4 separate regions of the Homo sapiens genome follow, and all the other regions are linked to region 1. The links are chromatin contacts, found by Hi-C or POLR2A ChIA-PET in ENCODE. All regions are on one chromosome and are shown on one strand. The core of a region is the stretch at or near the end of the contact, and the rest is flanking DNA. Distances in the headings are between cores, read along the strand shown.

Evidence for each region. Hi-C counts contacts between places; a loop is a spot of excess contacts on that map. ChIA-PET counts read pairs that join two places held with the same protein, here RNA polymerase II (POLR2A). Pooled maps may share reads with other maps.
Region 2: a loop to region 1 is called in a map of CD8-positive, alpha-beta T cell, with 21 times the contacts of the local background. The contact joins the promoter of RBM15-AS1 here to the promoter of ATXN7L2 in region 1. A Hi-C loop is called at or near these places in 3 of 168 maps with a recorded cell type or tissue (CD8-positive, alpha-beta T cell and naive thymus-derived CD4-positive, alpha-beta T cell), 7 of 37 single-sample maps with no recorded cell type and 18 of 50 pooled maps. POLR2A ChIA-PET finds 5 or more read pairs at or near these places in 2 of 52 experiments (CD4-positive, alpha-beta memory T cell and activated naive CD8-positive, alpha-beta T cell).
Region 3: a loop to region 1 is called in a pooled map, with 6 times the contacts of the local background. The contact joins the promoter of CLCC1 here to the promoter of ATXN7L2 in region 1. A Hi-C loop is called at or near these places in 3 of 37 single-sample maps with no recorded cell type and 12 of 50 pooled maps. POLR2A ChIA-PET finds 5 or more read pairs at or near these places in 3 of 52 experiments (CD4-positive, alpha-beta memory T cell, OCI-LY7 and endothelial cell of umbilical vein).
Region 4: a map of CD8-positive, alpha-beta T cell shows a loop between it and region 1 (11-fold over the local background). The contact joins the promoter of KCNC4 here to the promoter of ATXN7L2 in region 1. A Hi-C loop is called at or near these places in 3 of 168 maps with a recorded cell type or tissue (CD8-positive, alpha-beta T cell and naive thymus-derived CD4-positive, alpha-beta T cell) and 6 of 50 pooled maps.

Annotation. Positions count from the first base shown.
Region 1 is chr1:109,482,526-109,485,225 of GRCh38, reverse strand. ATXN7L2 (ataxin 7 like 2) reads right to left here and starts at 1,321. Exons shown (of 11, transcript NM_001350175.2): 1 at 1,146-1,321. The coding sequence starts at 1,272. RefSeq lists enhancers at 612-1,231, 1,232-1,849 and a silencer at 1,249-1,418.
Region 2 is chr1:110,337,914-110,340,613 of GRCh38, reverse strand. It overlaps RBM15-AS1 (RBM15 antisense RNA 1), which reads left to right and starts at 1,443. Exons shown (of 4, transcript NR_036595.1): 1 at 1,443-1,617. RBM15 (RNA binding motif protein 15) reads right to left here and starts at 1,237. Exons shown (of 3, transcript NM_022768.5): 1 at 1-1,237. The coding sequence starts at 1,208. LOC124904276 reads right to left here. Exons shown (of 1, transcript XM_047437983.1): 1 at 1,611-2,700. The coding sequence starts at 2,179. The coding sequence ends at 1,673. RefSeq lists enhancers at 249-698, 70-808, 779-898, 929-1,228, 2,369-2,558 and a silencer at 1,999-2,268.
Region 3 is chr1:108,962,196-108,964,895 of GRCh38, reverse strand. It overlaps CLCC1 (chloride channel CLIC like 1), which reads left to right and starts at 1,412. Exons shown (of 13, transcript NM_001377458.1): 1 at 1,412-1,535; 2 at 2,427-2,587. RefSeq lists silencers at 1,617-1,856, 1,995-2,289 and an enhancer at 2,217-2,336.
Region 4 is chr1:110,208,896-110,211,595 of GRCh38, reverse strand. It overlaps KCNC4 (potassium voltage-gated channel subfamily C member 4), which reads right to left and starts at 1,282. Exons shown (of 4, transcript NM_001039574.3): 1 at 1-1,282. The coding sequence starts at 96. KCNC4-DT (KCNC4 divergent transcript) reads left to right here and starts at 1,609. Exons shown (of 2, transcript NR_046546.1): 1 at 1,609-1,985; 2 at 2,392-2,700. RefSeq lists a silencer at 923-1,602.

The DNA of each region.
Region 1 (2,700 bases), core at 72-2,571:
GAAAAAAAAAATCAATTCTGAGTCACCAAACCCGTCTGACTCCATTTCCGGTTCTCAATGCACCCAGACCCTGACAATGGCCCCATCTTTGCCCACCCAGCATGGGGCAGCCCCAGGGTGGCCTGGGCTCCCACTTAGGTCTGCTCTCTGATGCCCATTAACAGATATGCTCCTTTCTAGGATGAGAAGATTGTTGACAATCTTATATAATATCCAGATTATGAGGGGTCGTGGGTTAGGCACGCAAGAGACAAGGGGCAGCTCCCACTCTAAGTCCGTTAAATGCAAGTGCGGGGAATGATGGATAGAACGAAACTGGGAGTCGGATGTCTCAGAGGAGAACAAGTGTCATTAGAGACCCCTCCGTGCAGTCTCCTCCTCCACCTCTTCTCACTTGCAAACTTCTTCAGGGGCGTGATGCCTGCTGTCACCCCGAAAGGCCACGAGGCCAGGTGCTCCCTGGGGCCCAGAAGACAAAGATCAGAAGAAGGGGCTGTAGGCCCGCTCACTAAGGCACTCAGGGGCCTAGAGAAGGTGAGAGTAAGAGCAGAGAGCCAAGAGGCAGGGCAAGAGGCCTGGGAAAGGACAGTGGGTTGGAGGCATGGATGGATGGACCGAAGGATGGAGGGAGGGAGGATAGATGGATGGACGGACGAACTAACGCGGAGAGGGCGGGGGTCTAAAAGCACTGCAGCTGCAGGCAAATGCCGAAAAGGAGCAGGAGGTGTGGGGCAAAAGGCGAAGGAACAAGGGGGGTGAGGAAGGGGGCACAGAAGTGGGGTGCGTGGGAAACACGTGGAGGACTGTTGCGGACAGGGAAAGCTGGAGGCAGGTGCAGGAGGGTCGCGAGCTGAGGGGCAGCAGGCAAGGAGAAAGATAAAGGCAAGCCTATATGGGGGCAGGTATTAGCGACTGGCAGAGGCAGAGGTTGGCAGGGTGGGCTGCGAGCGGTGAGCAGGCGCTAGGACCCGGAGGCGCGAAGGTGACGGAGCGGGCGGGCACTAGGACCCGGCGGGTCCTTTGTTTGGGGGGCCGGGGAGCCGGACGGCGGCTCCAGTCGGCGGCTCCCCTCAGCTGGCGGGGGCCCGGAAGGGGGGAGGGGAGATAGTGATGGGGTCCCCGGACTTTAGGGTGGCTTTACTCACCGTCAGCCGCGGGCAGGTCGGCCCGCTCCACCCACGAGCTCCAGCTCTGTCCCGCGAAGTCATCGAGACTCGGCACCCGCCGCTCCAGAGCGGCCATTGCTGCCGCCGCGCGTTCACGCACCGCCATCACCGCCGCGGACGCGCGCCCGCCCTGGCGCCGCCGCCGCGCGGCCCCCTCCCCCTCGCCCCGTCGCGGGCACGCCTCCCCTCCTCCCCACCTGCCTTTCCAGCGCAGTCTTTGCGCAAGCGCAACACAGGTTGCCTGTTCCCCGCGCCCCCCCCCCCCCCACCCACTCACAGCCTTCTGGGAAGTGTAGTCTTGGAGCGGATGCTATTGCCTACCGAGCTTGCAGCAAGAGTCCCTCCGAAATGCACAATTGCAGGGGGAAAAGAGAAGACCAAAGCTCCAGGACCTCCTCTTCTAACCCTTATGCACACATTATTTGTGCTACCAGTCCACTCTCCCAAGCTCACTGCATCTCTCCCCAGCCCCAAACCTCTCTGCCCAGACGCCCCTCTAAGCCGTGCGTCCGCCAGCTGGCTGGCGCCCCTTCCCGGGCTGGCGGCCACGAAGCGACTCCGCTCCCCTGTAGATCGAATAGGGTAGGTGCAGGGAGGTGGGCGCTGTGAATCAGAAGGGCAAGGGGAGGGAGTCTGTAGGAGGTGCTGAAGGACACAGGGGTGGTGTGGGGGAGGGCCTCGGCTCCCGTGTCGTGCCTCCTCTGTGGGAAACCCACGCTGCCCTGATGCAGAGCAGAGGGTTGGCGTGGCGTTGTCTGGATTTGAGAGGACCTGGCCAAGCTGACCAAGATCACCTGTCATGATGACAGGATGACAGAAGGCTGTCTCCGAGCCAGAGCCAGCCCCAGAACTGGGGTGGCCCCGAGGCAGCTGGTGTTTGCAGCATCTCTGCTGATCTGTCTCTCTTCTCTTGAGAACTGCGATCGATACCCTGTACAGCCTCTTCCCAAACCCTGGCTGGACCCTGACTCCATCCATCACTTTGCCTTCTTTTTCTAATGAATACTTTCTCTGCTGGAAGGGCTGCTTCTGAAGCCTCGGCATAGGGAGATTTCTCATCAGAGCTGTCATCTTCCTTGCTAAGGTCTGGAAAGTACCTTAATCATCCATTTCTTTCATCTTCTCAGCTGATAACATTTCTTCCCACCCTCACACAATCAGACAAAAGTCTGCCTACTCCATTTCCCGCCCCCCCCCCGCCGCCATCGCATTAAAAAAGTAATACTAATCCTTTTTCCTCCTCAACCTCTCACACCTCACCCCCGACGCTTGACCCTTTAGCTAAGGGGAAAACAAGTTGGGGAGCAAGACCTCAGATTTTCTTCTCCTTTTCATCCAGGGAAGGTGTAAGTACTTCAAGAATAATCTCTGAGGGCAGGGAATCTCAACCTGAGACCCACAGATGATCCCTAGGGCATCCAGGAATCAGGTAAAAATTAAATGTTCAATTGTACCCAAGGTATTTTTCTAGGGGATGTAAATGTAGTGTGTGACTCTCTGAAGAGGGATAGAGGTGCAAGTTTGTTCAACAAGA
Region 2 (2,700 bases), core at 194-2,693, 860 kb before region 1:
ACTTCTGTGATGACTCCAAAGCGATCAAACGCCCTTCTTAAATCACTCTCCGTTACAGTGATGTCTAGGTTGCCCAAGAAGAGCGTCCGGTTAGCTCGCTGATCATCCTCGGGTGAAATCTCATCCACTTCTCTGAAAGGAGCAGCACCTGCTCCAGCTCCCACCCTTGGCTCAAGACTGTATGCAGGGCGCACTCTCTCATAGAACGGGTAGTCTCTTTCTCTCTCCAGGTCTCGAGGCAATGGTGGCGGAGGTGGAGGGGGCAGGCGGCCAAGAGCCAACTGCTGCAGCCGGTAGTCTCTGTATCCCAAAGCAGCGCCACCAGGGGAAAGTGATCTCTGGCCTCCACCACCTCCAGGGGGGTGCCGGTGACCACCTACAGAGGCCCCGACCACACTGGCTGATGGAGGATAAGTATCTTTGTCTAAAGGGGAGCGGCTGCGGCGCCGGCTCACATACACAGCTTCTATCTTCAGAGGCCGGTCATAGAGCACCAGGCGGCCTCTGGCATGCTTGGCCGCCCGCGCGTCCTCTGGCCGCCGGAAGTTCACAAAGGCTACCCGCTCATCCCCGCTGCCAGAACCCGACAGATGACTGATTTTCACACTTACATCACCGAAGCGTTTGAACTCATGAAACAGGCCGTCCTCCACCGCTTCGTCACTAAGCTGGGACCCCAACTCGCTTATCTTCAGAGTCTTGTATTCCGCGCCGTCCCCGCCGCCGGGAGCTGAGGAGGCGGCCCCAGAGGAACGTGACTCCCCGCCTCCACCCCGGGAGCTGCTGCGCGATTCGCCCCCGCCCGAAGAATTTTTGGTGCTCGGGGAGCTATAACTATGCAAGCGGCTACTGGAGCTGCCCCCACCGGTATCATACTCGCGGCTGCCACCTCGACTGCTGGACTTGTCCAGGTGGAGACTCCGCCGCGACCCACCGCCGCTATCGGTCTTTCCGCTGCTGCTCCCATTGCTGCCACCAGAGCCCCCTAACTTCTTGCTCCGCTCACCGCGGGAAGTCGAGTCCTCACCACCACGGGAGCGTTTGGCCTTCACTGGCGAGCGCTCTTTTCCCTTCATTGTTGCGGGTCGTCGGAGGTCGTCTCCGCGGAGCTGAGTAACCCGCCGCCCCGCGCTCGTTTCACACAGCGGAACCGCACGCCGCCATCTTGGACTCCGCCGCGGCACAGGGTCCCGCCCCGCAGTCCTCATTGGCCAATTGCTCTCTCTTCTACAGTCTCATTGGGAAAATTATTTGTCTATCTTTACATCTCCCCGCGCTCCAGGAAGGCGCCCGCCCAACCACTGTTATTGGGTTCCCAACCCCCTAGTCGGAGTACCTCATTGGTTACATTTGTTGTCTATCTTAACGGTTCCTCGCGCCAGACTGTAGCTCCGCCCCTCGCACTCTGCGGTCACGTGACCCAAAGTGTTGAGGTGTTGATTGGACAAAAAGTCTGCCCTGTAACGGTACTTCTTGCTCAGTGACAGCAGCAACCCACCTCCTTATCCCTTTCATTGGCTTATAAACCCGTCCTTTAAACCACTATTTGGGAGGTCGGGCCATCAGTTTCGGCGTTTTTTCCAGAGAGGCAGGCTCACAGCGATATCGCGAGAGACGGTAAGCTCCCTCTTTCGACCCCCTTTTTCCAACTCCTCCGGCGGCTAAAAGAAGTTTAAATCTGATTGGATGTCGGCAAGGAAGTTGATAGGCTGAAATAACTGTCCATCACTCGCTTAAAGGGGTAGGCCTGTATAACGGAGGAGGCTGACTGAAGGTGAAAGACTAGAACACGTGCTTGCTGTGCGACGTCACTTAGATGTCGCGAGAGGGTGACTGTGCGCCAGCCCCGCCTCCCCGCGTTTTCGGCGTTCTCCCCACAAACATTTGTTAAGTTCCGTGGGGTGTTTGGCTGTGCTTCGGCCCTTGGAGTTCGAAACTTCTGAGCTCCCCGCCGTCGTACCTGTGCCGGCCAAGGGGCGGGGCAGGCTTTCCGGCTGTCGGGGCCCTCCAGTCCCTCAGGAAGCCGTCCTGGGACGCCTAGCGGACACCATTTTACGTCGCTGTGGTAGCTGAGTGAACAGCCGGGGGGAGCCCCGCCCCCCGCGCGCGGGAGAGCGCCGCCCGCGGTCACCTGGGCCCGCGGGGCAGAGAGTTCACGGTTCCTGCAGCCTCGGGTCATGCTGACGCCCCCGGGCGGTGCTAACACGTAACACGCGGGACCTCGAGAGCTAAGAAGCAGGGCGACTAAGACGCAGCCCTCGCCCAGGAGCCCGTCTCTCCCGCGAGCTACCCGTTCCCGCCCAAGTACTCCGGGTAACCGAGGGGAGTGACCGTCGCTCCCCGCCTCGTGGCCCGCGGGCGGAGCCGGAACTGTCGGGACACCGCGGACGTGTCTTTGGGCGGCATGTTTTATGTTGCGAATCTGTGTGGATTTTTAAATTCTGTATTCCCCTAAAATAGCAGTGTTTTTAATATGTAATGCTTCTACCCTGAAAATCACCAAGCGAAATTTAGGCTCCATGCAGATATGTCACTTGTTTTTCCCCCTGTGGCTTCTTGTATCCCTTGGCACTCTTATTGTGTGTTAAAAGCCAGCAGCACAGGCACCTTGCGGCCGCTCCAGATCCACCTCGTTTGGCTCCTTCAGTCGTTCGCCGTACAACTTTCCTTTCCATAGTGCGTTACTGTGGCGGACAGAGC
Region 3 (2,700 bases), core at 163-2,662, 520 kb after region 1:
AGGCTGAGGCAGGAGAATCGCTTGAACCCGGGAGGCAGAGGTTGTGGTGAGCCGAGATCGTACCACTGCACTCCAGCCTGGGCAACAAGAGTGAAACTCCATCTCAAAAAAAAAAAAAGTACGGCAGATCCTCAAAAAATTAAAAATAGAATTACTACATAATCCAGCAATTCCACTTGTGTATATATATTCAGGAGTTGAAAGCAACAGATATTTGAACATCTGTGTGTATACCCAAAAGGGTTAAAAAACAGATATTTGTATATCCATGTTTACAGTATTATTTCACAGTAGCCAAAAGTGGAAACAACCTGTTATCCATTAACAGATGACTGAATGAACTGGTATATACATAAAATGGAATACTATTCAGCCTTAAAAGAAATTCTGACACGTTACCACATGGATGAACCTTGAGGACATTATGGTAAGTGAAATCAGTTACAAAAAGACAAATGCTGTATGAGTCCTTATATGAAATACCTAGAGTAGTCAAATTCATAAAGACAGAAAGAATGGTAGTCGCTGGGAAGGAGGGAGGGGAAGAATGAGGCGTTACCACTTACTGGGTACAGAGTTTCAGTTTTGCAAGATGAGTGCTGGAGATGGATGGTGGTAATGGTTGCATAACAATGTGAATGTATCTAATACCACTGAATTGTACCTTTAAAAATGGTTAAGATAGTAAATTTTACCATCTTCACAGTTTCCCGAGATTGCAAGGCCAGCAGTTAAAGACAAAAACAAAACTACTTCCAACTGCCCTACAGTGTGCAGACCTTTCCCTTGTCCTGCCCTGAGTAGAACTACAGTTGTCATTCGTGATCCTCCCTTTAAAAAATTATGCTTGTGGCTAGGCGCGGTGGCTTACACCTGTAATCCCAGCATTTTGGGAGGCCGAGGCGGGCGGATCACCTGAGGTCAGGAGTTCGAGACCAGCCTAGCCAACATGGTGAAACCCTGTCTCTGCTAAAAATACACATTAGCTGGATGTGGTGGTGCGCGCTTGTAGTCCCAGCTGCTCGGGAGGCTGAGAGAGGAGAATTGCTTGAACCCGGGAGGCAGAGGTTGCAGTGAGCCGAGCCGAGATCGCGCCACTGCACTCCAGCCTGGGCAACACTGTGAGACTCTGCCTCAAAAAAAAAAAAATCATGCTTGCGTTTCATGGCGAATGTTACACATTCAAACTTATCAAATATATTAATAGTAAGAAAATAGGTTTCCTATCCGTTGTATATATTTGAGTTCCAGGCGAGATTTCCTTCGCAGAAAGAGTTCCGCAGATGAAAAGTAAAAGAAAATCCGCGGCGAAAATAACCCGCGCGCAGAGGCCGGTCCCGCTACTAGCCCCGCCCAATCAACGAGGCCAATCAGCGGCCCGCAACGGGGGAGGGACACGCAGCCGTCAGCCGAACAATTCGATGACGAGGCCCAGGAAGCACGCTGAAACCCTGGGCGGCGGCAAGCTGTGCGACCTCTTCTGCGGCCGGCCTGGGCAGGTGTCTTCCTCGAGAGGCAGGCAGGGGATCCCGGACGTGAGTCCGTGCAGTTGGGTGTGTTGTGCGGCGGGTGGGGCGGGTTACCCGCCGTTACGCCCTGGCGGGTCCAGCGGACTCGCGGCGCAGACGCTGGGGAGGCCGCAGGCGCGACCCGGGGCGGGGACCGTGCTAGCTGCGTGCGTCCGCTGCGGCCTGTGGGTGCCCCGGGCTCCTACCTCAGCTCCCGCGCCGGCGGCTGCCTGTCCGCCGCGGTTGCGCGCGTTCCGGGGAGGTGCTTGGCCCAGAGAGCGGCCTACGGAGAAGGCACAGCGAGGGCAAAGCGAGACCTGAGCGCACGTTGAATTCTGTTGGCTTTGGTTATCTCTGAAAACTTTAAGCATAATTTGAATAAATGCTGTCAGCAGAATAGCTCGGATTTAGTTGTAGTTAATTTTCTAAAACTTCAAATCTGTGAATTAACACAGTTAACAACAACAACAAAAACGGACACAAAACAACCTCCAAAATGGATTTTTTTTTTTTTTTTGAGACGGAGTCTTGCTGTGTCACCCAGGCTGGAGTGCGGTGGTGCTATCTCCGCTCACGGCAACCTCCGCCTTCCGGGTTCCAGCGATTCTCCTGCCTCAGCCACCTGAGTAGATGGGACCACAGGTGCGCGCCACCAGGCCCGGCTAATTTGTAAATTTTATTTGTAGAGAAGGGGTCTCCCTGTGTTGTCCAGGCTTGTCTCTGACTCCTGGGCTCAAAGGATCTTCCCATCTTGGCCTCCCAAAGTGCTGGGATTACAAGCGTGAGCCATTGCGCCTGGCTCCAAATCTGATTTGAGTGTAAAAAGTTAGACACACCATAAGCTGTAGGTTTATTACTGGGTGGTGAAAAACAATTCAGGTTTTCTTTATAATAGTGATTATGAAGTGTTCTTCCCAGACTAGCTTTATCGTCATCTGGGAAATTGTTAAAAATGCAAATTCGCAAGTTTGAGAGCCATGGTTCCAAGAAACTGCATAAGCATACGAAATAAGTTGCAGCCTCCCGACTTATACCCTGGTACTTCTAGTCTAAAACAGGATTTGACTCTACTAATCCAGGTTAGTCTTGCCTTTCCCATTACTCATGTGCTTTCGTTGAAACCAAAGACTTTTTCTTTTGTGCCCATTTCTACTCACTGCCTGGCCGTCTGCACGACGATCTGTGTTTCCTG
Region 4 (2,700 bases), core at 33-2,532, 730 kb before region 1:
GCCCTTGGCCATCTCCTCCTTCAGACATGTTTTGGACGGAGGCTTGTTCCCCGACTTGCGCCCGCGGTAGGAGGAGACACACACCGAGCTGATCATAAGAAGCGCTGCGGGGCTCCGGCTTGGGGCGGCCGCTGCCCTCCAAACACCCTTCCCGAGGAGGCAGCGTCAGACGGGGGAGGGGGAGGAGACGAAGAGGAGGCAGGAGGCGGTGGCGGCCCCCTCTGCGGCTTGGGCTTGCCCCTGCCTATCCCCCTAGGACGCGGAGCGGGAGGAGTTGGATTTCTCCGGTACACAGGTGGTTGGGGTTAGGGCAGGAAGCTCCGGAGAGAGGGAGGCGCAGAGAGGGAGGACCCGGGGAAGTAGAAGCAAGCACACACGCGGTCCCCCGCTACGACGGGACACACAAACGCTCTGGGCCGGGGACACGCCCCCGCCTTCACCCCGACCAAAGACGAGGAAGCGCACAGTCCACGCGCACCGCGAAGGTCCGGGGCGCTCGCGCTCACACGGGCCACCCTCCGGCTCCAAGACCGCACCAAGCCCCGGAATAGCCGGCTTCCCCGCAGCGGCGGCAGCGCAGCAGCAACAAGTCCTCCGAGCGGCTGCCGGGGCCAGGCCGACACTCTCACGGCAGCCGGAGCTCCGTGGGCCCGGGCTGCTTGCGGTCAACACGAGGCGGCGGCGGCGGCATGTGGCCTCTTCCCCCCATTCATAAATCCAGCGCCGGGCGAGGAAGGCAGGCGGGGCAGAGCAGAGAGCGGCGGCCGGGCGGGCGGGGGCTGCGCAGGGCGAGGCGGCAGCTGGAAAACAAGCGCGCCCGCAGGAGCGAGCCTCGGGTCCTGCGTCCGCGGCTGGGAGCTGCGCCGGACCGGGCGCAGCGCTGCGGGGGCCGCGCTGGGGCGGGGGTGCCTCAGACGGGGCGTCCTGCGCGGCGCCGAGCCTGGGGGGCGGGGCCGCTCTGGGGAGCCGGGCTCTGGGCACTGGCGAAGGTGTACCGGGGGCGGCGGCCGAGCGGCCAAGGACACCTGCAGGCTTCCCGGGCCGCGCGGAGAGGGAGCCTCAGCGCAACGCCCCGGCGCCTGGTTCCTGCGATCTGGCGGCGCTGGGAGCCACGCCATCTACGCGTCTGCCCATCTCCGGGCGGGGCGCCGGCCTTGGCTCGCGCGCGGCAGGGGGCGGGCGCGAGGTGGCATAGGGGAGGGGGCGCCTCGGCGCCGGTGGGCTGGGGCCCTAGGGGCTCATGGTCTCCCTCCGGCGCTGGCAGCGGCCGCCACGCCCCAGTGGCGCCTTTTCCTCCGGGGCCCCGCCTCGCCCAGACGCGCCCTTCGCGGGGCGGGGTGGGCGGGGCGCGGCGCAGCGCGGGGCCGATCCGACTCACTGCAGGCCCTGGCGACCGAGCGCAGTCTTCCTCCCCGGAGCCGAGCCCCAACCAAGCGCGTCACCTCCTCGCCGCCAGTGCCCAGCCCAGCGCGCCGCCCCTGCGCGCTTCCGCCGGCAACCCCTCCCGCCCCCCTCAGCCCTGCTCCGCGCCTCCCCCGGGCCCGCAGCTCCTCCCACCGCAGCCCGCTGACACCGAAGCGCTCTCGACCCCTGACCTCTAACCTCCGCCCGGCTCTTCTTGCTTCGTCCCTCGCCCCCTCCCCGCCAAGCTGGTCGCACTGTTGCCGTTTCACTGCGGCTGACGGAAGGCCAAGGAAGAAAGAGGGTAGAGACGCTGTCGCGAGGATCAGGCTGCCCTCTCCTTTCCCAGGGACCGTGTTGGGGCCTTCTGACCACCCCGCCCCGCATCCTGCGCCTCGGAGGCCCAACGTAGCCCAAGACACCCATGGTCTTGATGCTCTCCGCCTCTGTCCCAGCCACCAAAGTCCCCGCGATGGAATGGAGGACGGGGTGGCCTTGGGCAGAGAAGCGCTTCTTGTGCCGGATGGAAGGAAACCGTAGCTCTGGCTGTGTTCATCGCGAAATGTTTTATGGATGTGGAGTGGGTGGGTGGCCCTGAAAAGTCATTAGTTAAAGCCTTTGCTCGTCATTGCTCTGGGGTCCACATAGGAAATGCCCGTGTCCTGCCTCATGACCCCTTCCTGTTTCTACTCTTATTCTACCCATTACAATTTGACTTTGCCTGTGTATATGTCTCCTCTCCCCTCCCTAACCCTGAGCTCCTGCAGGCGGCATTGTGCTTTTTCATCTTGATAGCTCCCACAGTGCCTGCCTCTGAGAACCTGTTTGCTAAGTGATTGAGAAGCTGCCATACCCAAAACGTAGGCACCAACAGGACTTTACTGGCCCTATCCCAAGAGCAATTTCCAGATTCATTTGTTTTTGTTAAGTCCAGAACCTATTTTACATCTTCATATTAATCCCCATTGGGTTTTTTTTTCTTTTTTACAGCTTCAGGCAGCCTCCATGCCTGTCTGGATGATGTAAAGAGATCTTGAGGCAGAAATGAAAGGTGAATGACACACCTGCCCTGGACACCTGTGCACCTTCCCAGTTCCAGATCAGGCAGTACCTAGCTCAACTGAGAAAAACAAGACAAGGGCCTATGTGTGTCTCAGGAAAGGTTAAAAGCTCAGTGCCAATGCAAGGGATTTTTACAAGCAAAAGTCTCATTATTAATGAGGCCAGAAAACCAAAATGACAATGATCTTTGATGATCTGTACTGACACGCAGGGGAGGTGAGTTAATCAGAAACACAC